2 separate regions of the Homo sapiens genome follow, and region 1 is linked to region 2. Evidence: read pairs that join two places in POLR2A ChIA-PET (ENCODE). Cell type or tissue: PC-3. All regions are shown on one strand. Each heading gives the region's core, and the rest is flanking DNA. Links, peaks and the distances in the headings are about the cores only.

The links. Peaks named below come from ENCODE experiments on the same cell type or tissue, not always from the same donor. Only the 100,000 strongest peaks of a DNase experiment are listed, where the experiment ranks them.
Region 1: POLR2A ChIA-PET joins it to region 2 with 8 read pairs; 3 of 35 experiments call an interaction of 5 or more read pairs at or near these places.

The regions. Positions count from the first base shown.
Region 1 is chr18:58,122,514-58,132,948 of GRCh38, reverse strand. The region is part of intron 1 of NEDD4L (NEDD4 like E3 ubiquitin protein ligase); the gene reads right to left. Among named protein-coding and RNA genes, the nearest start is that of NEDD4L, 84 kb to the right of the region's middle. RefSeq lists an enhancer at 6,511-7,010. In PC-3, for the core only: no CTCF peak of the experiment used is centred there; no DNase peak of the experiment used is centred there.
Region 2 is chr18:57,630,734-57,641,168 of GRCh38, reverse strand. The region is part of intron 1 of ATP8B1-AS1 (ATP8B1 antisense RNA 1); the gene reads right to left. Among named protein-coding and RNA genes, the nearest start is that of ATP8B1-AS1, 5.6 kb to the right of the region's middle. RefSeq lists an enhancer at 7,451-8,299. In PC-3, for the core only: no CTCF peak of the experiment used is centred there; no DNase peak of the experiment used is centred there; H3K4me3 peaks cover 538 bases; H3K27ac peaks cover 2,256 bases.

The DNA.
Region 1 (10,435 bases), core at 3,049-8,048, 490 kb before region 2:
TTAACTCACATTCTCTGTTTGGGTTTGGTGATCTCCTAATCGATTTGTCTGATCTCAAATCTCTAGTTACCCTACATGTTAAAAATCACTTTCCATCCATTGCATTTGAACTTTGTTTTGACAATTTTCTTAAACAAAATATTGTCATGAACTCTATCACACACACTCTCATCCCCTTAAAAAAACAAAAAAGAGAATAACACGGAATGCTCAGTTCAAAGTCCTCAGCAGGTCCAAGGCCCACTAAGCTCAGTAAGACAACGAGGGTTGGCTTGAGCCCCTACCATTTGCCAAGCATCATACATTCATTAACTCATTAAACTTCACGGCAACTCTATGTCCTATTATTATGCCACCTTGTGAATGAGGAAACTGGGGTATGTGACAGATTAATCAACTTGCTAAGAGCATTCTGGAACAAGGAACTGTACCACTACCCCATCTGACAATAGGAGGGTTCAAAGGAAGATCCGCAATTATTGAAGTACCTTTTGTGATATTCCAAACAGGAAAAGGTTTACTCCATCACTGTAGTACATGTTAGGTTAAATTCACCTCTGCAAAATAAGTAAGTTATTTAAATACAGCAGCCCTTGGACCCATTCCTGTGTGGCAGCCCCACATTTAATTAATCCCAAGGAAACTCCATTGGTCTTTTTCTTCTAATCCCCTCTCTCCTGTGGGTGGCAAAAAACCACCACCACTACCATCAAAACAACAATAACAACAACTTTCAAGTGATAATACCAGTCAGGGTAAGTTCAAAAGACTGAACGCACTGATGGAGAATAATGGAAATTAAAAACTCAATCCCTCAGCCCTGGGTCTGTGGTTTCTGTCCCCTGGGGTTAACGCTGGCACTTTCTGAGTTACTTCAGCTTAATTCCTGCTTCAGAAAGGAGAAGGAGCTGTAAAGGAAAGAGAATGCACTAGCAGAGAGGAGCAAGGGGACCTGCTTTAGAGTAAAAAGTGGATGTTTGATCTCACCTTTTCAGAATATATTTACATCAGAACATGTCTCAAATGAAATAATCAAACTTGTTGAGAAAATTGGTTCAAAATCCTAAACTGTTCTTCCCACAACTTTCCAGGTATACAGGCATACAGCAACGCAAGATTCCAAGAAGCATCTGCACACAAAAAAACACAAAATCCAACTTTGAAGCGCACAAGCAGCAGCAGCTCCTGGGATCCACCACCACAGTTCAACTAGATCACAACCAAACCCCAACAGAGCCCAACACTGCCACAGTTCCACTAGATCACAACCAAACCCCAACAGAGCTCAACACCATCACAGTTCAGCTAGATCACAACCAACCAAATTCCAACAAAGGCCAACACTGCCACAGTTCCACTAGATCACAACCAACCAAATCCAACAGAGCCCAAAACCGCCACAGTTCTGCTAGATCACAACCAAACCCCAACAGAGCCCAACACCACCACAGTTCCACTAGATCACAGCCAAACCCCAACAGAGCCCAACACCACCACAGTTCTGCTAGATCACAACCAAACCCCAAGAGAGCCCAACACCACCACAGTTCCGCTAGATCACAACCAAACCCCAACAGAGCCCAACACCACCACAGTTCTGCTAGATCAGAGGCAAATCCCAACAGAGCCCAAAACCGCCACTGTTCTGCTAGATCACAACCAAACCCACAGAGCCCAACACCGCCACAGTTCCACTAGATCACAACCAAACCCCAACAGAGCCCAACACCACCACAGTTCCGCTAGATCACAACCAACCAAATCCCAACAAAGGCCAACACTACCACAGTTCCGCTAGATCACAACCAACCAAATCCAGAGCCCAACACTGCCACAGTTCCGCTAGATCACAACCAACCAAATCCAGAGCCCAACACTGCCACAGTTCCACTAGATCACAGCCAAACCCCAACAGAGCCCAACACCGCCACTGTTCTGCTAGATCACAGTCAACCAAACCCCAACAGAGCCCAACACCACCACAGTTCTGCTAGATCACAACCAAACCCCAACAGAGCCCAACACCACCACAGTTCCGCTAGATCACAACCAAACCCCAACAGAGCCCAACACCACCACAGTTCCACTAGATCACAACCAACCAAATCCCAACAAAGGCCAACACTACCACAGTTCTGCTAGATCACAACCAACCAAATCCAGAGCCCAACACTGCCACAGTTCCGCTAGATCACAACCAACCAAATCCAGAGCCCAACACTGCCACAGTTCCACTAGATCACAGCCAAACCCCAACAGAGCCCAACACCGCCACTGTTCTGCTAGATCACAGTCAACCAAACCCCAACAGAGCCCAACACCGCCACAGTTCTGCTAGATCACAGTCAACCAAACCCCAACAGAGCCCAACACCGCCACAGTTCCGCTAGATCACAACCAAACCCCAACAGAGCCCAACACCGCCACAGTTCCGCTAGATCACAACCAAACCCCAACAGAGCCCAACACCGCCACAGTTCCGCTAGATCACAACCAAACCCCAACAGAGCCCAACACAGCCACAGTTCCGCTAGATCACAGTCAACCAAACCCCAACAGAGCCCAACACAGCCACAGTTCCGCTAGATCACAGTCAACCAAACCCCAACAGAGCCCGACACCACAGTTCCACTCACAACCAAACCCCAACAGAGCCCAACACTGCCACAGTTCCACTAGATCACAACCAAACTCCAGAGCCCAACACAGCCACAGTTCCACTAGATCACAGTCAACCAAACCCCAACAGAGCCCAACACCGCCACAGTTCCGCTAGATCACAGCCAAATTCCAACAGAGCCCAACACAGCCACAGTTCCGCTAGATCACAGTCAACCAAACCCCAACAGAGCCCAACACCGCCACAGTTCCACTAGATCACAGCCATATTCCAACAGAGCCCAACATAGCCACAGTTCAACTAGATCACAGTCAACCAAACCCCAACAGAGCCCAACACCGCCACAGTTCCACTAGATCACAGTCAACCAAACCCCAACAGAGCCCAACACCGCCACAGTTCCACTAGATCACAACCAAACTCCAGAGCCCAACACAGCCACAGTTCCACTAGATCACAGTCAACCAAACCCCAACAGAGCCCAACACCACCACAGTTCCACTAGATCACAGTCAACCAAACCCCAACAGAGCCCAACACCACAGTTCCGCTCACAACCAAACCCCAACAGAGCCCAACACCGCCACAGTTCTGCTGGATCGCAACCAACCAAATCCCAATGAAGCCACGCGTGTGGACAAGATAAACCCATGACTGCTGAGATCACAAGGTCCCTATCTGAGTTTCTCTGCGACAAATCTTCCCAAAGTTTATTAAGAACACACAGCTTAATGAAATCATTTGTTGATCTCCCACCCACCACCAGCAAGAGTTCTGAAACACATGATTCCTCCAACTCAAGATGGGCCAGAAAGCAAGTAGAAAACCAAGTTGGGTGCTCTATTTTAGTGGAGAAGCTTCCAGAACAGAGGGGCAGAAGATGGCCAACTGAAATGACAGACCATAAGAATTCACTGTGTGTTTCCTCTCTTTTTATCTAATCCCAGGACATGAACACATCTGTACTCAAATTTCAGGACAGTCCACACACTGAGGCCAAATGCAGATGACTTGGTTTCTCCTTCTGAATCCACCGTTGTGTTTTTCTCACACCACTGATAACTGAAAACAGACGAGATGCAAGCAGGCTGAGCAGCAGCAGCCAAGGGTAGGCACGGATGCCTCAGTCAGCCCTTTGTGTCTTGAAGCACGGGCAACTGGCTGGGCAACTTTCTCAGGGCTTCCTCTATCAGCAATCTGGGCTGGACCAGCAGGCATGTAAGTTAAAGAAAATGATAAAGCACAGGCCGCTTTTTTTATTTTAATCTCAAATGCGTGATCTGGATTTCCATTTTGAAAACAAATGCTGGAAAATGTGACCCCTATGCAAGGCCCCCTCCTAATGAGGTCTGCCTGTTATACATGCGTGACAGGCGCTTCATAGCTTGGAACTAACCGCACTGTATTTGATGTGCTCAGCACAGCAGGTGACTGTAGGTAGAAAATCATTAACAGTACCGTGAGCTCGCAGTCAGCAATCCAAAGGCCAAGTTCAACCAGGAAAAATAAAAACCACCACTGCCCTCTACATCCAAGAGACTTCATCTTACACTTCAGGCATTTAAATGTGCTGCTCAACCACAACGCATTAAGCGGGGAAGGGCTTTTAAAAATCCCAACATTTACACACAGAAACAGCAAGCACCATCCAGCCATAGCTGCCTACAAAGCACAGAAGACGTGGCCCCGCCAGGATTTCCAGCATCCGTCCCTGCTACAGGCAGTTGCCAGAGAGAACATAAACAAGGGTATCCAATGGAAGAGGGACAAGGGACAGGATTTACGTTGCACTGTTTATGCTATGGAATCTGTTGTTTTGGGACTCAAAACTTCAAGTTGCCGAGATGCCTGTATAATTGACTCAGAGGCCACGATATGGGCAGCTGGACATACCAATTCCCAGCCAGCCCCATCCAAACTGCCTCAAGGGGAGGGTTCTTTGACCTATTAAGTTTCCTGGGATAAGAAGAACTTTACAACCAGGCACAAGAAGGGATGCTAAAATAAATAAATGAGCACGCTGGGAGGCCGAGGCGGGTGGATCACCTGAGGCCAGGAGTTAGAGACCAGCCTGGCCAATGTGGTGAAACCCCATCTCTACTAAAAATACAAAAATGAGCCGGGTGCAGTGGCGGGAGCCTGTAGTCCCAGCCACTTGGGAGGCTGAGGCAGGAGAATCACTAGAACCCAGGAGGTGGAGGTTGCAGTGAGCCGAGATCGTGCCATCGCACTCCAGCCTGGGCGACAGAGTGAGACCCTGTCTCAAACAAAACAAAACAAAGGAAAGCAAAGCAAAACAAAACAAAACAAAACAAAAAAATTAGCCGGGCATGGTGGCACTGGGCTGAGGCACAAGAATCACTTGAACTGGGAGGTGGGGTTTGCAGTGAGCCAAGATCGTGCCAGCCTCGGTGACAAAGCAGGACTCTGTCTCAAAAAAATAAATAATAAATAAATAAATGTTGATTCTTTTTTTTTTTTTTTTTTTGAGACGGAGTCTCACTCTGTGGCCCAGGCTGGAGTGCAGTGGCACTATGTCCGCTCACTGCAAACTCCGCCTCCCGTGTTCACACCATTCTCCTGCCTCAGCCTCCTGAGTAGCTGGGACTACAAGCACCTGCCACCACGCCCAGCTAATTTTTGGTATTTTTTAGTAGAGATGGGGTTTCACTGTGTTAGGCCAGGATGGTCTCAATCTCCTGACCTCGTGATCCGCCTGCCTCGGCCTCCCAAAGTGCTGGGATCACAGGTGTGAGCCACCGCACCCGGCCGATTTTTTTTTTTTTAAATAAAGGTGAGGTTTCGCCATGTTGCCCAGGCTGGTCCCAAACTCCTGGCCTCAAGCGATCTTCCCGCCTCGGCCTCCCAGTGTGGAGATTACAGGTGTGGGCCACCGTGTCCAGCCTGAAATGAATAAATGAATCATAATGGCAAAGGTATCATCCTGAACCTTCACACAGCCAAAGAATTGTGTTTGTAAACAAATACAGCGCTGCCCACAGAATGTCGTCCTGTGATGACGGGGACGTCCACATCTGCAGCGTCCTGTGGGCAGCCACTAGCCGCATGTGTCTACGGAGCACCTACAATATGGCTAATACCACGGAGGACCTTTCTATTTGTTTTATTTAAGCTCAACTGGAATCTAGCCTGGTGTGGCCAGCACTCCTTTATGGGCCAGTATAGCTCTGGTCCGCCAGGAGGGAGGATGACAGGAGACGGGGTTTGCTATCAGAGAAAAGCAAGAGAGCATGAACAGGTAAGCAGAGAAGAAGGTGACCAAGCCGCGAGCAGCCGTCACCCCAGTCTCACCTATCCCGACAGGAATGCAGACAGAAACCCAGAGAGAGAATCGCAAGGGTTCTCTGGTCAGTCAACCCCAGGTGAGGACAGGGCTGCCCAGGCAGGCACCTCACCCCTGGGTGCTGGGGTGCGGGTGCCAAGGCAGAGTGAGAGTCTGCAGGGAACTGACATTCCTGGGGGGTGCAATAGACACCTGCAAAGAAATAAGCTAATTTTATGTTTAGAAAGTGCTACAGAGGCAACAGAAAAGGGTAACCGACTGCTGGGGAGGATATGGAGAGACTGGAGCTCCCACTTGATGCTGGTGGGAATGCAAATGGTGCAGATGAAAAACAGGCCAGCAGCTTCTCAAATGCTTAAATGTAGAGTTACCGTAACTCCATGGTTATTCCATTCCTAAGTCTATGTCCACACAAAAACCTGCACACAAGTGTTCATGGCAGCATCATTCTACCAAAAAGTAGAAACAAACCAAATGCTCATGAATTGATGAATGGACTTTTTAAAAAAACAGGTGGTATATCCATACAATGGGCTATTATCTGCCATAAAAAGGAATGAAGTACTGATGCATGCTATCACACGGGATGGGCCGTGGAAACACGCCACGTGAAAGGGGTCCCAAGCAAAAGACCCCCTAGTATGATTCCGTTTATGCAAAATATTCAGAATCAGCACACCTACAGAGACAGAAAGATAGGGTTCTCCAGGGGCTCAGGGGAACAGGGAATCACAAAGTCATAGCTAAAGGATACAAGGTTTCTCTTTCAGCTGATGAAAATTTTCTAAAATTGGCTATGGTGATGTCTGCACATGTGTGTGAATATACTAAAAGCCACCGCATTGCATCACCCATTAAATGGGTGAATTGTAAGAGATGTGAATTTGATCTCAATAATGACTGGGGAGAAAGCTGCAGCTGGAGTGTTCAGGCCTCTCGGAGCAACGGTCCCCTTCAAGGCTAAAGGGAGTCAGCCCCGTGAGGATGCAGGCGAAGGGCGTTCTGACCAAAAGTAACAACAGCAGATGCCAACTTCCCCAGACTGGAACCCGTTTGGTGCGTGCGCCAGGCAGACGGATGCCCGGGTGGCGGGACCTGCCCTGTCCATGAGGTAGCCACAAACAGCTGCCAAGTACTGGAGATGTGGCTGGCTAAATTGAGAGGTGGTAGGTCAAACTTCCAAGACCCCGGATCAAAAGAAAAGACTGTTAAATACTTGATTAATCTTTGTGTGAATACTGATTACATGTTGAAATATTTTTGATATCATGAGTTAACTAAAATGCATTAAAATTCATTTCACCTGTTTTCTTTTTAATGTGACTACTAGAAAAGTTACCGTACATAGGTGGCTGGCATTTGCGGTCCAAATTATATTTCCTGGGCTGCATGAGGCACAGAGAAGAGAGTGGAGAGGCTGGCAGTGGGGTGGTGACTCGAGATCATATAAGGGCTCAGAGGCATGAGGCAAGAGTGAGCTTTAGTTCTAAATGTGATGGGCCACTGAGGACCTGATGTGATTTCATTTCTACCATGAACACATCGCTCTGACTATTCCAAAGACTGGAGGTGAACAAAGAAGGGGGTGGCCAGAGAGAATGACATGAAAGCCTGCCTCAACTGGTCAGATTCAGAAACACACACACACACACACACACACACACACCCTCCTGGTGGGGGGAAGAGGACAGTGTTACAGTTAAGAGCCCAGGCTTAGAAACACATTGCTTGGATTTAAATCTCAGCTGCAACACAGGAAATTTCTGTGAGCAAATTATTTAACTTCTCTGTGCCTGACCTTTCTCATTCACAAATAGGTTATTACAGGCCAGGCGCGATGCCTCACACCTCTAATCCCCACAATCTATAAGTCAAAGTGGGAGGATCGCTTGAGGCCATGAGTTCGAGACCAGCTTTGGCAACATCATGAAACCCCATCTCTCAAAATGTTTTTTAATAAATTAGCTGGTGGCAAGCACCTGTAGTCCCAGCTACTCAAAAGGGTGAGGTGGGAGGACTGCCTGAACCCAGGAGTCTGACGCTGCAGTGAGCTATGATTGGACCACTGCACTCCAGCTTGGGTGACAGTGTAAGACCCTGCCATTCATTCATCCACACATCCATCCATTAATTAATTAATTACATAGGTTTTAATAGCCTTCCTCATGCAGGTTAATACACTCTTCTTCAAATGCTTAGAATGGTGTCAGGCACATAGGAAGCACTCAATAAATGTTAGTGATTATTATTGAATAAAGTATGTGAGGGAAGATGATAAACTTGTTTTTTTACTGAGAAACCAGGTAAGAGCTGGTGCCGTTTAGTGACAGTGGGCAGGATGTGGTGGTGAAGGCAGATCTGGGCAGGAAGAGCAGCGGCTCCATGTGGGCCACGTTAAGGTTGAGAATCATCTTGGTCCTCAAGTGGGAATGCCAGACAGAGAGGTGACTCTCTAAAGATGGAGCACAGAGGTGAGGAGGCTGGGCTGGCAGCCTCAAGGTGAGATTCCACTTACAGAGAGTGTTGGAAGGTTTGGGATGGATGGAGACAGAGCACAGAAGGCACTTGGAGCAGCACTTGGAGGCGGAGAAGCAGAGGAGTAGCCAGAGGGAGACCAAGGAGGAGCCATCGAGGAGGCCGGGGAGGAACAGACAACATGCCACACAGAAATCGGGCTTAGTGGAGTCAATGCTCTCAAAGGCACCGCAGGCGGAGGAAGATGAGGGCAGGCCATGCACGAGTCTGACCAGATGTGGTCCCTCACAGGCTCACCCAGGACAGCACAGCTGGCACTGACATCCGGCCTCCCACCCGGGGAACACCCTCTGGCACTCTCAGAAGGGACAGCTTGTCACCCGGTCATTGGAGAAGGAATGGACACAGTTACTAGACTGGAAGGGGCAATCGGAAGGCAGGCGCTGGAGAGGGCAGGATATAGTCTCTACAGGTCACTTCTTTCTACGGAGTGAGGCACAACAGGGGCAGTGGCCAAGAGGGACGTGGCACTGGTAAGGACATTTTTAAAGAGAAACGTCATAAGGCCTGTTTTTACGCTATTTGGAAGGATGCGGAAGAAAGGAAGAAACGAATAATGCAGGAGGAAAAAGGGTTAACTGCAGGAGTGACATCCTTGGGAAGCAGGAAGAAGATGCCTTGAGAGTGGCAAGGGGCCTGAGTGAGACAGGAGCTGGGGAAGCCTCCGCGGCAGCAGGTGGAAAGGTGGAGGCGAGACAGGGGGTCTCACTGACTGAACGGCTTCTTTCCTCAATGAGACAAGCAGCAAAGTCATCAGCTAGGAGAATGATGGGAGGTGTGGAGAACTGATGAGCAGAAGGTATGAAAGAGTTTTCTCTGAACCGATGAAACTGCTGCAAAAGTGTAATAAGATTCCTGATACAATGAGTGATGACAGCCGATCTGAAGAGATGCAAGTCCAGTTGGCAGTTTTGGAATAATTGTGAAAGTGGGTTTAACCAGGGTGGGGTGTCCAACCGGGGCGGGGGTCTCCTCAGGGAGTACAAAGCAGTTTGGCTGTTTACAGGAAGGGACCATGAGGTTCAGGCTACAGCAAAGTCCCCTGAGGGCACCGGAAAGGGGGTGAAAAGGTGGTGGGTCCACAGATTGGCAAAGCCCGGGATTTCCAAGACGATTTCAAGTGGGAAGGCTGGGAACGGAAGATCGCAGAGTGGGGTGCCTGAGATCAGGGTTCTAGAGGCTAACCTGGACGAGATCTAAAAAGGGTCACTAAAATGAGGTACAGAAAGGCAGCTGGACCAGAAGAAGTCAAGAATGGACAGGCCAGGTTGCTGGGTGGATACTCTGTGAAGAGACCAGCAGGGTTGGCGGTGTCTTCAAGGGCCAGCCAGGCTTCCATTAGAAAGAGAAGGTGCGGGAACATTCAGAGGTGGTGGAGGATGTAAGGATGCTGCCATGACAGGGAACCCAAAAGGCACAGAGGCAAGAACAGTATAACAGATATAAACAGTCAGTGGGGCCAGGTGCAGTGGCTCACACCTGTAATCCCAGCACTCTGGGGGGCTGAAGTGGGTGGATCACTTGAGGTCAGGAGTTCGAGACTAGCCTGGCCATCATGGTGAAACTCCATCTCTGCTAAAAATACAAAAATGAGCCAGGCGTGGTGGCACACACCTGTAATCCCTACTCAGGGGGCTGAGGCAGGAGAATTGCTTGAACTTGGGAGGCAGACACTGCAGTGAGCCGAGATCATGCCATTGCACTCCAGTCTGGGCAACAGAGCAAGACTCTGTCTCAAAAAAAAAAGAAAAAGAAAAAAGAAAAAAAATCCATCAGTGGGATGGGTGGACACCACTTGACAACTGCTTTGAAAGCAAACAATAAATCAGCCAGGTATAGCAGCCTCATTAACTCAGCAGTATCTAAATACACATCATGTGAAAAGTTACCACAAATTTTAAGTCTCTTAAAAAGGGCAAGTTGGAGGTAGCAAGGCAAACACCACTCCAGGGCTCACTAGACTTTTATATTTTATT
Region 2 (10,435 bases), core at 3,490-8,489:
AATCACACTAGAAAGGGTTGATTCTTCCTACAATAACTTAAAAATGGCATATAATCCTCATAAAAATGCAAACAGTTTCCTGTAATGGGCTGATTCTAAAGTTCATATGGAAAAATTAATGTCAGAAAACTAAGCAATGAGGTGAGACCACTCCTACCAGATATTACGCCATATTATAATTTGAAAAACAGTTTCAGTAGTGTGGTTCTGATGCATGATTACACAGACATTCCATGGAACAGAACAGAAAAATCCAGAAATAGCCTCAAACACGTGAACATTTACTATATAAAGTGGCATCAAAGGTGGGTGGGGGGAAAGATGGACTGGTGTTGAGACAACAGGGAAACAAATTAGATATCATGCACTGTAGTAGAATAGGCTCCAAATAATGAAGAGATTTCAATGTAAAAGAAAAAAAAACTCATCAAAGTATTTGAAGAAAATCACGAGGAAATTCAAATACTGGAGTGGGGAAAGACTTTCTAATTAAGACTAAAAATCTAAAGCCTCAAAGGAAAGGCTAGTAATTTCAAATGCATAAATATTTTTAAAACCTCCATTATGGCAAAAAAAAAAAAAAGAAAAAGAAAAAAGGTATAAGCAAAGATGGCAAAATGGAGAAAAAGTGTGCGAGTCTTAGTTCAGGCTGCTATGACAAAATACCACAAACTGCGTGGTTTATATAAGCAACAGAAATTTTTTCTCACAGTTCTGGCAGAAGCTAGGAACTCTTAGGTCAAGGGGCTGACAGATTTGGTGCCTACTGAGGAAATGCTTTCTGGTTCACAAATGGTGCCTTCTGACTGTGTCTTTACGTGGTGGAAGGGGCCAACAAGCTCCTTCAGGACTATTTTATAAAGACATAATCCCTCCTGATTTAATCACCTCTGAATGTCTCCACCTCCTAGTATCACCTTGGAGGTTAGGATTTCAGCATATGAATTTTAAGGGGGCACAAACCTTCAGACCATAGCAGCCAAGGTTGTGAAAACAAAAAGTCAGAAAAAAGGAAATACAATGGGGCGGGGTGCGGTGGCTCATCCCTGTAATCCCAGCACTTTGGAAGGCCAGGGTGGGCGTATCACTTGAGGCCAGGAGTTTGAGACCAGCCAGGCCAACATGGTGAAACCCTGTCTCCATTAAAAATACAAAAATTAGCTGGGTGTATAACTATAGTGCCAGCTACGAGGGAGGCTGAGGCAGGAGAATCACTTGAACCTAGGAGGCGGAGGTTGCAGTGATTTGAGATTGCACCACTGCACTCCAGCCTGGGAAACAGAGCCAGACTCTGTCTCAAAAAAAGAAATACAGCTGGGCGCGGTGGCTCACGCCTGTAATCCCAGCACTTTGGGAGGCTGAGGCAGGCGGATCACGAGGTCAGGAAATCGAGACCATCCTGGCTAACACGGTGAAACCCTGTCAAGGTGTGGTGGCGGGTGCCTGTAGTCCCAGCTACTCGGGAGGCTGAGGCAGGAGAATCGCGTGAACCCGGAAGGCGGAGCTTGCAGTGAGCTGAGATTGCGCCACTACACTCCAGCCCAGGCAACAGAGCGAGACTCCATCTCAAAAAAAAAAAAAAAAAAAAGAAAGAAATACAAATGGCTCTTCAACACATGAAACAATGTTTAAACTTACCTGAAATAAAGAAGTGAAAATCAAAATGATTTTGATAGGCCATCTTCACCTATTAATTTGGCAAAAACAAGAAAGTTTGGTAATGCACTGTTAAGGCTATGGCAAAACAAGCCTTCTAATGTATTAATGAAAAGTATATAAATTATGAAACTCTAGGAAAGGATTTAGCCATAACCATTAATTTTTTTTTTTTGAGATGGAGTTTAGCTCTGTCACCTAGGCTGGAGTGCAGTGGCGCAGTCTCAGCTCACTGCAACCTCTGCCCCCCAGGTTCAAGCTATTCTCCTGCCTCAGCCTCCCGAGTAGCTGGGACTACAGGCGGGTGCCACCACACTCGGCTAATTTTTTGTATATTTTTTTAGTAGAGATGGGGTTTCACCGTGTTAGCCAGGATGGTCTCAATCTCCTGACCTTGTGATCCGCTCGCCTCAGCCTCCCAAAATGCTGGGATTACAGGCGTGAGCCACCGCACCTGGCCCTTGCCAGTAAAATGTTAAATGTATATTCCCTTTGACCTGGCAATCACACTTCTCAAATTCATCCTGCAGATATATTTGCCCACAAGGGAAATGACACGTACAGTGATTATACTGCAGCACTGTTTGTAATAGCAAAATATCAGCAGTAAGCTAGCAATCCATCAGTTTCACTACAGTTAAATGAAATAAGTTCCATCCCAACAAAAGGATACAATGAAACTATAATGGGAGCTAAGGGAGAAGAATGAAAGATCTCCATTCATTGTGGAGTGTGAAGAGCCAGGTGCAGAACTGTGTGTATGGGGACAACCTTTCATATAAAAAAGAAACAAGAGGAGGCAATTAAATTGATGTGTAGAGTCAATGCAATTCCAATTGAAATCCCATGAGATTCTTTTTTTGGTAAAAATTGATAAGCTGATTCTAAAATTCATCTGGAAATGCAAAGGACCTAAAATAGCCAAAATAACTCTGCAGAAGAAAAACAAAGTTGGAGGAAGAACACTACTTGATTTTGAAAGTTGTTACCAGCATGGGCTGAAGAACGACTAGTTAAGTACTATGCTGACTGCCTGGGGGACAGGATCGCTGGGACCTCAAGCCTCAGAGTCATGCGATTTACCCATGCAACAAAGCTGCACATATACCCTTTAGTCTATAATAAAAGTCAAAATTTTAAAAATAAAATAAATGTGAAATTAGGGCCAAAAAAGAGAAAATTGTTATAAAGCTATAGCAATCAAAACAGCATAGTATTGGCTTAAAGAGGGCAGATAGATCAATGGAACCTAATAGAGTCCATAAATAAATCCATACATCAATGGACAACTGATATTGAACAAGGTTACAAAAGCGATGAGGTAGAGAAAGGATGGCCATCTCAATAAATGGTGCCGGGACATTTGATATCCACATGCGAAAAAATGAACTTGGATCCCTACCTGGAACCCCGTACCTTGTCCTCACAAAAGATCTGAACAGATACTTCAACAGAGAAGATACAGGTAAAGCAAAAATGCACATGAGAAGATGCTCAACATCATTAGTCACTAGGGAAATACATGAGAAAACTTTTTGGTAGGCCAGGCGCGGTGGCTCACGCCTGTAATCCTAGCACTTTGGGAGGCTGAGGCCGGTGGATCACGAGGTCAGGAGATCGAGACCATCTGGCTAACACGATGAAACCCCGTCTCTACTAAAAATACAAAAAATTAGCCGAGCATGGTGGTGGGTGCCTGTAGTCCTAGCTAATCGGGAGGCTGAGGCAGGAGAATGGCATGAACCTGGGAAGCGGAGCTTGCAGTGAGCCAAGATCAGGCCACTGCACTCCAGCCTGGGCAACAGAGCAAGACTCTGTCTCAAAAAAAAAAAAGAAAACTTTTTGGGGTGATGGATTTTTTCCCTAACCCCAATTGTGGTGATGGTTTCACAGGTATACACATATGTTAAAACATATCAAATTGCACATTTTAAATGTGTACACTTTGTCATATATATTTTTTTCCTTTTGAGATGCGGTCTCTGTTGCCCAGGCTGGAGTGCAGGGGCACAATCTTGGCTCACTGCAACCTCTGCCTCCCAGGTTCAAGAGATTCTCCTGCCTCAGCCTCCTGAGTAGCTAGGATTACAGGCATGCGCCACCATGCCCAGCTAATTTTCGTATTTTCAGTAGAGATGGGGTTTTACCGTGTTGGCCAGGCTGGTCTTGAACTCCTGACCTTAGGCGATCTGCCCACCTCAGCCTTCCAAAGTGCTGGGATTACAGGCATGAGCCACAGTGCCCAGGCTGTTGTATATTATTTATGCCTAAAAAAAAAAAAAAAGGCCGTTTTAAGGGAAGGAATAAAGGAGGTAGATTTAGAGGAATATAGTCATATTTTCAACAAGAATCTCTAGATATAAAAGAGACTAGTAGGGCAGGCGCGGTGGCTCACGCCTGTAATCCCAGTACTTTGGGAGGCTGAGGCGGGTGGATCACGAGGTCAGGAGTTCGAGACCAGCCTGGCCAACATGGTGAAACCCCGTCTCTACTAAAAATATAAAAATTAGCCGGACGTGGTGGCAGATGCCTGCAATCCCAGCTACTCGGGAGGCTGAGGCAGAGAATCACTTGAACCCGGGAGGCAGAGGTTGCAGTGAGCCGAGATCACGCCACTGCACTCCAGCCTGGGTGACACAGTGAGGCTCCGTCTCAAAAAAAAAAAAAAAGAGACTACAGTTGTTATGAGGAGTGAGACTTTTAAATATTGAATTATCTTTTCATACTTTAAAAATATTGAACCATATGAATACATTTTCTATTTCAAAAATTAAACAATAAAAAATAGAAATGATTTTTAGGCCAAAGGGAGTAATCTGAGTTAATATTTTTCCTGCTTAAGTCACAAAGACTCCCAAACTGAAACTCGCCCAAGCCCACAAGCTTCTCCCTAGAGCAGCAACCCCAGCTCTTCACATTGTCCTCTTGGGTGACTGGCAGTGCCCAGAGATGGGGACTTCCTGTTCATGGCTATAGACAGAGTGGTGTGTTTTGTTAGGCCATTTATATGCAGACACATATTCTTTGCGCTCAGAAGAGTCTGGATAACATCTTAAAGTCGTGTCAAAACAGTGGAAAGCACCAATGGAATTTGAAAGAATGTTTTCAGAGTCAAAGACCAGTATGGATTTACCACTATATTGTCCAATTAATGATCAGCTAAGATGACCTCAGCAATAAGATGCATAGAAAGAAATAACTCTCATAGTTTTAAAATTATCAGGAATTTTGCTTCAAAACCTGAATCAAATAGCATGTATTTGTATTAACAAATAGTAATTTGTATTAATCAAATAGTAATGTATTAACAATATGAGAAAGGAAAATTTTAACATGGAGAGAAATTTAAACTTCCTGATCTAGGATGGTGGTTAAAATCCAAGGTGCTGGCCTGGCGCGGTGGCTCACGCCTGTAATCCCAGCACGCTGAGAGGCTGAGGTGGGTGGATCATTTGAGGTCAGGAGTTGGAGACCAGCCTGATCAACATGGTGAAACCCTGTCTCTACTAAAAGTACAAAAATATTACCCAGGCATGGTGGCGCATGCCTGTAGTCCCAGCTACGGGGAGGCTGAGGCAGGAGAATCGCTTGAACCCAGGAGGCGGAGGTTGCAGTGAGCCAAAATCACATCACTGCCCTCCAGCCTGGGGGACAGAGCAAGACTCCGTCAAAAAAAAAAAAAAAAAAAAAAAAAAAAAAAAAATCCAAGGTGCTCTGGCCAAGTTTAAGACATAGATTGTCTCACTCCAGATAACCGGTTTAGGATTTCCAGTTGGAAAGATGTCAATATTCCTTTGGCCCCTGATGCTGTGAGACTGTTGCAATTATTCTGGAAGGCTGTTGTAAGCCCTGAAATGTCTCCTTGTTTCTTTTCCATAAGAGGATTAAAGATATTGGATCTGGCTTGTGAAGTGAATGTGGGAGGGTTTTTTAGTCTAGCATTTCTCATCAGGAATCAATTCTCCCAGTTGACAAGAATCAACCTTTAGAATAGAGGTTGATTTGCCCACTGGGAGTCATCTTGCAGTTTCATTATAAAATGGTTCTGCTGAGCCAAGCTGCATAATGAATAAACCAGTCTATGGAAATGCTATAGGAGGTTTTCTATTACCATCCATTTGGGGGTTCCCACCTACCTTCAGCTTCCTTATTTAAATTTTGTGTGAACAACATAAAAACTTTGTGTTCATTGAAGAGTTTAATAAAAACAACACAAAGGACTGTTTCTAAAGGAGCTTTGAAAGTTCAAGATTCTAGAAAACTTATATCAAGATTTTATCACTGCAAACATCTTGAGTAAATAGAAACTCAAAAGAGCTCTTTTATATTCACTGTATTTGTCAAAGACTGAGCTATTTTATAGGATTTTGTGGCTTGGGGTGAAAGTATTTTTATGACCTGTTCTAACAGAAAAAAAAAAAAACCCAAACCTGATTAAGATATCATCAGCTGAGCTTCTGAGACCCCCCGAGACCCCTTGGAGCCTCAACTCCGGCCGGGCATGGTGGCTCACGCCTGTAACCCCAGCACTTTGTGGGACCAATGCAGGCGGATCACTTGAGGTCAGGAGTTCAAGACCAGCCTGTCCAACATGGTGAAACCCCATCTCTACTAAAAATACAAAAATTAGCCAGACGTGGTGGCAGGCGCCTGTAATCCCAGGTACTTGGGAGGCTGAGACAGGAGAATTGCTTGAACCTGGGAGGTGGAGGGTGCAGTGAGCTGAGATCATGCCATTGCACCCCAGCCTGGGGGACAGAGAAAGACTTCATCTCAAAAAAAAAAAAAAAAGTCTCAATTCCTATAAACTGATACATGATCGTTCTTCAAACTAACCAAGCGGACTTCATTGCTTTTAGAGGACACAATTAATTCTCTCTGAAAGTTTCCCCACCTCTATAGAGAAAATGTTTTTCTCTCTTTGACTCTGTCTTCACCTTTCTGAACAGCTATCCCAAACCCCACATCGTACCCAGATCAATTCAGTGAAAAAGCTAGCCTGGGCTAAAGTTAATTGTACCTTTAAAAAGCAATAGGGCTGGGCGCAGTGGCTCACACCTGTAATCCTAACACTTTGAGAGGTTAAGGTGGGCATATCCCTTGAGCCCAGGAGTTCGAGACCAACCTGGGCAACAAGGCAAAACCCCCAAACCCCGTCTCTACAAAAAAAAAAAAAAAAAAAAATTAGCCAGGTGTGATGGTGTGTGCCTGAAGTCCCAGCTACTTTTGAGGCTGAGGTGGGAGGATCACCCCTGTCTCAAAAGAACAAATAAAAAATAGTCGGGCGTGGTGGTTCACGCCTGTAATCCCAGCACTTTGGGAAGCCGAGGCAGGCAGATCACCTGAGGTCGAGAGTTCAAGACCAGCCTGACCAACATGGAGAAGCCCCGTCTCTACTAAAAATACAAAATAAGCTGGGCACGGTGGCGCATGCCTGTAGTCCCAGCTACTTGGGAGACTGAGGCAGGAGAATCACTTGAAGCTAGGAGGCGGAGGTTGCGGTGAGCTGAGATCGCTCCATTGCACTCCAGCCTGGGCAACAAGAGCAAAACTCCGTCTCAAAAAAATAATAATAATAAATAAATAAAATAAATAAAAATAAGAAGCAGCTCTCCCTCTCCCTCTCCCTCTCTCTCCCTCTCCCCTCTTTCCACGGTCTCCCTCTGATGCCGAGCCGAAGCTGGACTGTACTGCTGCTATCTCGGCTCACTGCAACCTCCCTGCCTGATTCTCCTGCCTCAGCCTGCCGAGTGCCTGCAATTGCAGGCGCGCGCCGCCACGCCTGACTGGTTTTCGTATTTTTTGGGTGGAGACGGGGTTTCGCTGTGTTGGCCGGGCTGGTCTCCAGCTCCTGACCGCGAGTGATCCGCCAGCCTCGGCCTCCCGAGGTGCCGGGATTGCAGACGGAGTCTCCTTCACTCAGTGCTCAATGGTGCCCAGGCTGGAGTGCAGTGGCGTGATCTCGGCTCGCTACAACCTCCACCTCCCAGCAGCCTGCCTTGGCCTCCCAAAGTGCCGAGATTGCAGCCTCTGCCCGGCCGCCACCCCGTCTGGGAAGCGAGGAGCGTCTCTGCCTGGCCGCCCATCGTCTGGGATGTGAGGAGCCCCTCTGCCTGGCTGCCCAGTCTGGAAAGTGAGGAGCGTCTCTGCCCGGCTGCCATCCCATCTAGGAAGTGAGGAGCGTCTCTGCCCGGCCGCCCATCGTCTGAGATGTGGGGAGCGCCTCTGCCCTGTCGCCCCGTCCGGGATGTGAGGAGCATCTCTGCCCGGCCGCCCCGTCTGAGAAGTGAGGAGACCCTCTGCCTGGCAACCGCCCTGTCTGAGAAGTGAGGAGCCCCTCTGCCCAGCAGCTGCCCCGTCTGAGAAGTGAGGAGCCCCTCCGCCGGGCAGCCACCCCGTCTGGGAAGTGAGGAGCCCCTCCGCCCGGCAGCCACCCCGTCTGGGAAGTGAGGAGCGTCTCCGCCCGGCAGCCACCCCGTCCAGGAGGGAGGTGGGGGGGTCAGCCCCCTGCCCGGCCAGCCACCCCATCCGGGAGGTGAGGGGCGCCTCTGCCCGGCCGCCCCTACTGGAAAGTGAGGAGCTCCTCTGCCCGGCCAGCCGCCCCGTCCGGGAGGGAGGTGGGGGGGTCAGCCCCCCGCCCGGCCAGCCGCCCCGTCCGGGAGAGAGGTGGGGGGGTCAGCCCCCTGCCCGGCCAGCCACCCCGTCCGGGAGGTGAGGGGCGCCTCTGCCCAGCCGCCCCTACTGGGAAGTGAGGAGCCCCTCTGCCCGGCCAGCCGCCCCGTCCGGGAGGGAGGTGGGGGGGTCAGCCCTCCGCCCGGCCAGCCGCCCTGTCTGGGAGGTGAGGGGCGCCTCTGCCCGGCCGCCCCTATGGGAAGTGAGGAGCCCCTCTGCCCGGCCACCACCCCGTCTGGGAGGTGTACCCAACAGCTCATTGAGAACGGGCCATGATGACAATGGCGGTTTTGTGGAATAGAAAGGGGGGAAAGGTGGGGAAAAGATTGAGAAATCGGATGGTTGCCGTGTCTGTGTAGAAAGAGGTAGACATGGGAGACTTTTCATTTTGTTCTGTACTAAGAAAAATTCTTCTGCCTTGGGATCCTGTTGATCTGTGACCTTACCCCCAACCCTGTGCTCTCCTGAAACATGTGCTGTGTCCACTCAGGGTTAAATGGATTAAGGGCGGTGCAAGATGTGCTTTGTTAAACAGACGCTTGAAGGCAGCATGCTCGTTAAGAGTCATCACCACTCCCTAATCTCAAGTACCCAGGGACACAAACACTGCGGAAGGCCGCAGGGTCCTCTGCCTAGGAAAACCAGAGACCTTTGTTCACTTGTTTATCTGCTGACCTTCCCTCCACTATTGTCCTGTGACCCTGCCAAATCCCCCTCTGCGAGAAACACCCAAGAATGATCAATCAATAAATAAATAAATAAATAAATAATAAAAAAAAAAATAAGAAGCAGTGGTAAGCCAGAGCATACACAGCCTGGAAAGCCTGTAAGGATGTTGAGGTGAACCCTGAGAGCAAAAGGAAGTCCATGGAAAGTTGCTAGATAGAGAATGAAATGACTGTGTTTATATTTGTAAGTGTTCGCCCTGGCTGGAGTGTGAAGATTAGATTGGAGAGGTGTGGGGAATCCAGAAGATGGGTGGAGAGGTTAGCCAGAGGGAGGATGTGACTTGCATTGCACTAGAGGGAAAGGATGGATGCCAAAGCACGAGAGTTTGCAGGTTTCAAGGGAGGGCTGTCAGACAGCATCCATTTAATAGCTTGAAGCAAGAGACTGGTCATTTGCTGAGATTTGGGGCTGTGGGAAGGACCTACGGTTTGAGACATTCTGAAATGCTGACCAGAAAGCCCACTGTTGGGGGAAGACAGGTTTAGTGGGAAGGGCAAATTGAGAGACGAGGTCCACCAAGCAGCTCTCAGCAGTTTGAAGGCTTCAAGTTGTTATTCATGCATATCATGGAACAAAAGAATAACAATGATTAACCATTAATGCCATTTATATCCTAATTCAGAAAGCTTACTGGATGTCAAGTACATGTTAGGCATATTTTGGTATAGCTGATCTCATATTATCCTCACAATAACCTTCCCAGTGAAGGGTTATTATCACTTTATAATTGAAACATCTGTGGCTCAGAAAGGTTAAGAAACTTGACCAGGCTCACCAAGCCAGAAAATGAGTTCTGTGATCTATGGAACGTATCTGGCTTCATTCAGAGCTCTAACGGTACAGGAGTTACCATTGTTCACCCTCCTTAAAGAATGAGCATCCAGCGGGACTTTAAAATAACTGTAATTTTTTTTAGTGAGAGACAAGGTGCTTACAAGCAAGCAGCTTGCAATCATGAAGCCTGGGAATCACTGAAGCAAATCTAAGTGCTTAAACTTAACTACAGGAAAAGGAAAGTTAAGTTTTCGGTTCCTCAAATTAATATTTTCATTGTAATGATAATTTCCACTTTTAGTTTGCCGTTTACAAGCCAATTTTATTTTTTATTGCATCTATCTATCATCTATCTATAATTTATTTATTAATTAGAGACAGGGTCTCTCTCCGTAGCCTCAGGCTGGAGTGCAGTGGCGTGATCACAGCTCAGTGCAGCCTCGACCTCCATGGCTCAAGCGACCTCCCACCTCAGCCTCCTAAGTAGCTGGGACCACAATCCCATGCCAATAAGCCCGGCTAATTCTTGTATTTTTTATAGAGGGGCGGGGGCGGGGGTGGCTCACCACGTTGCCCAGGCTGGTCTCGAACTCCTGGCCTCAAG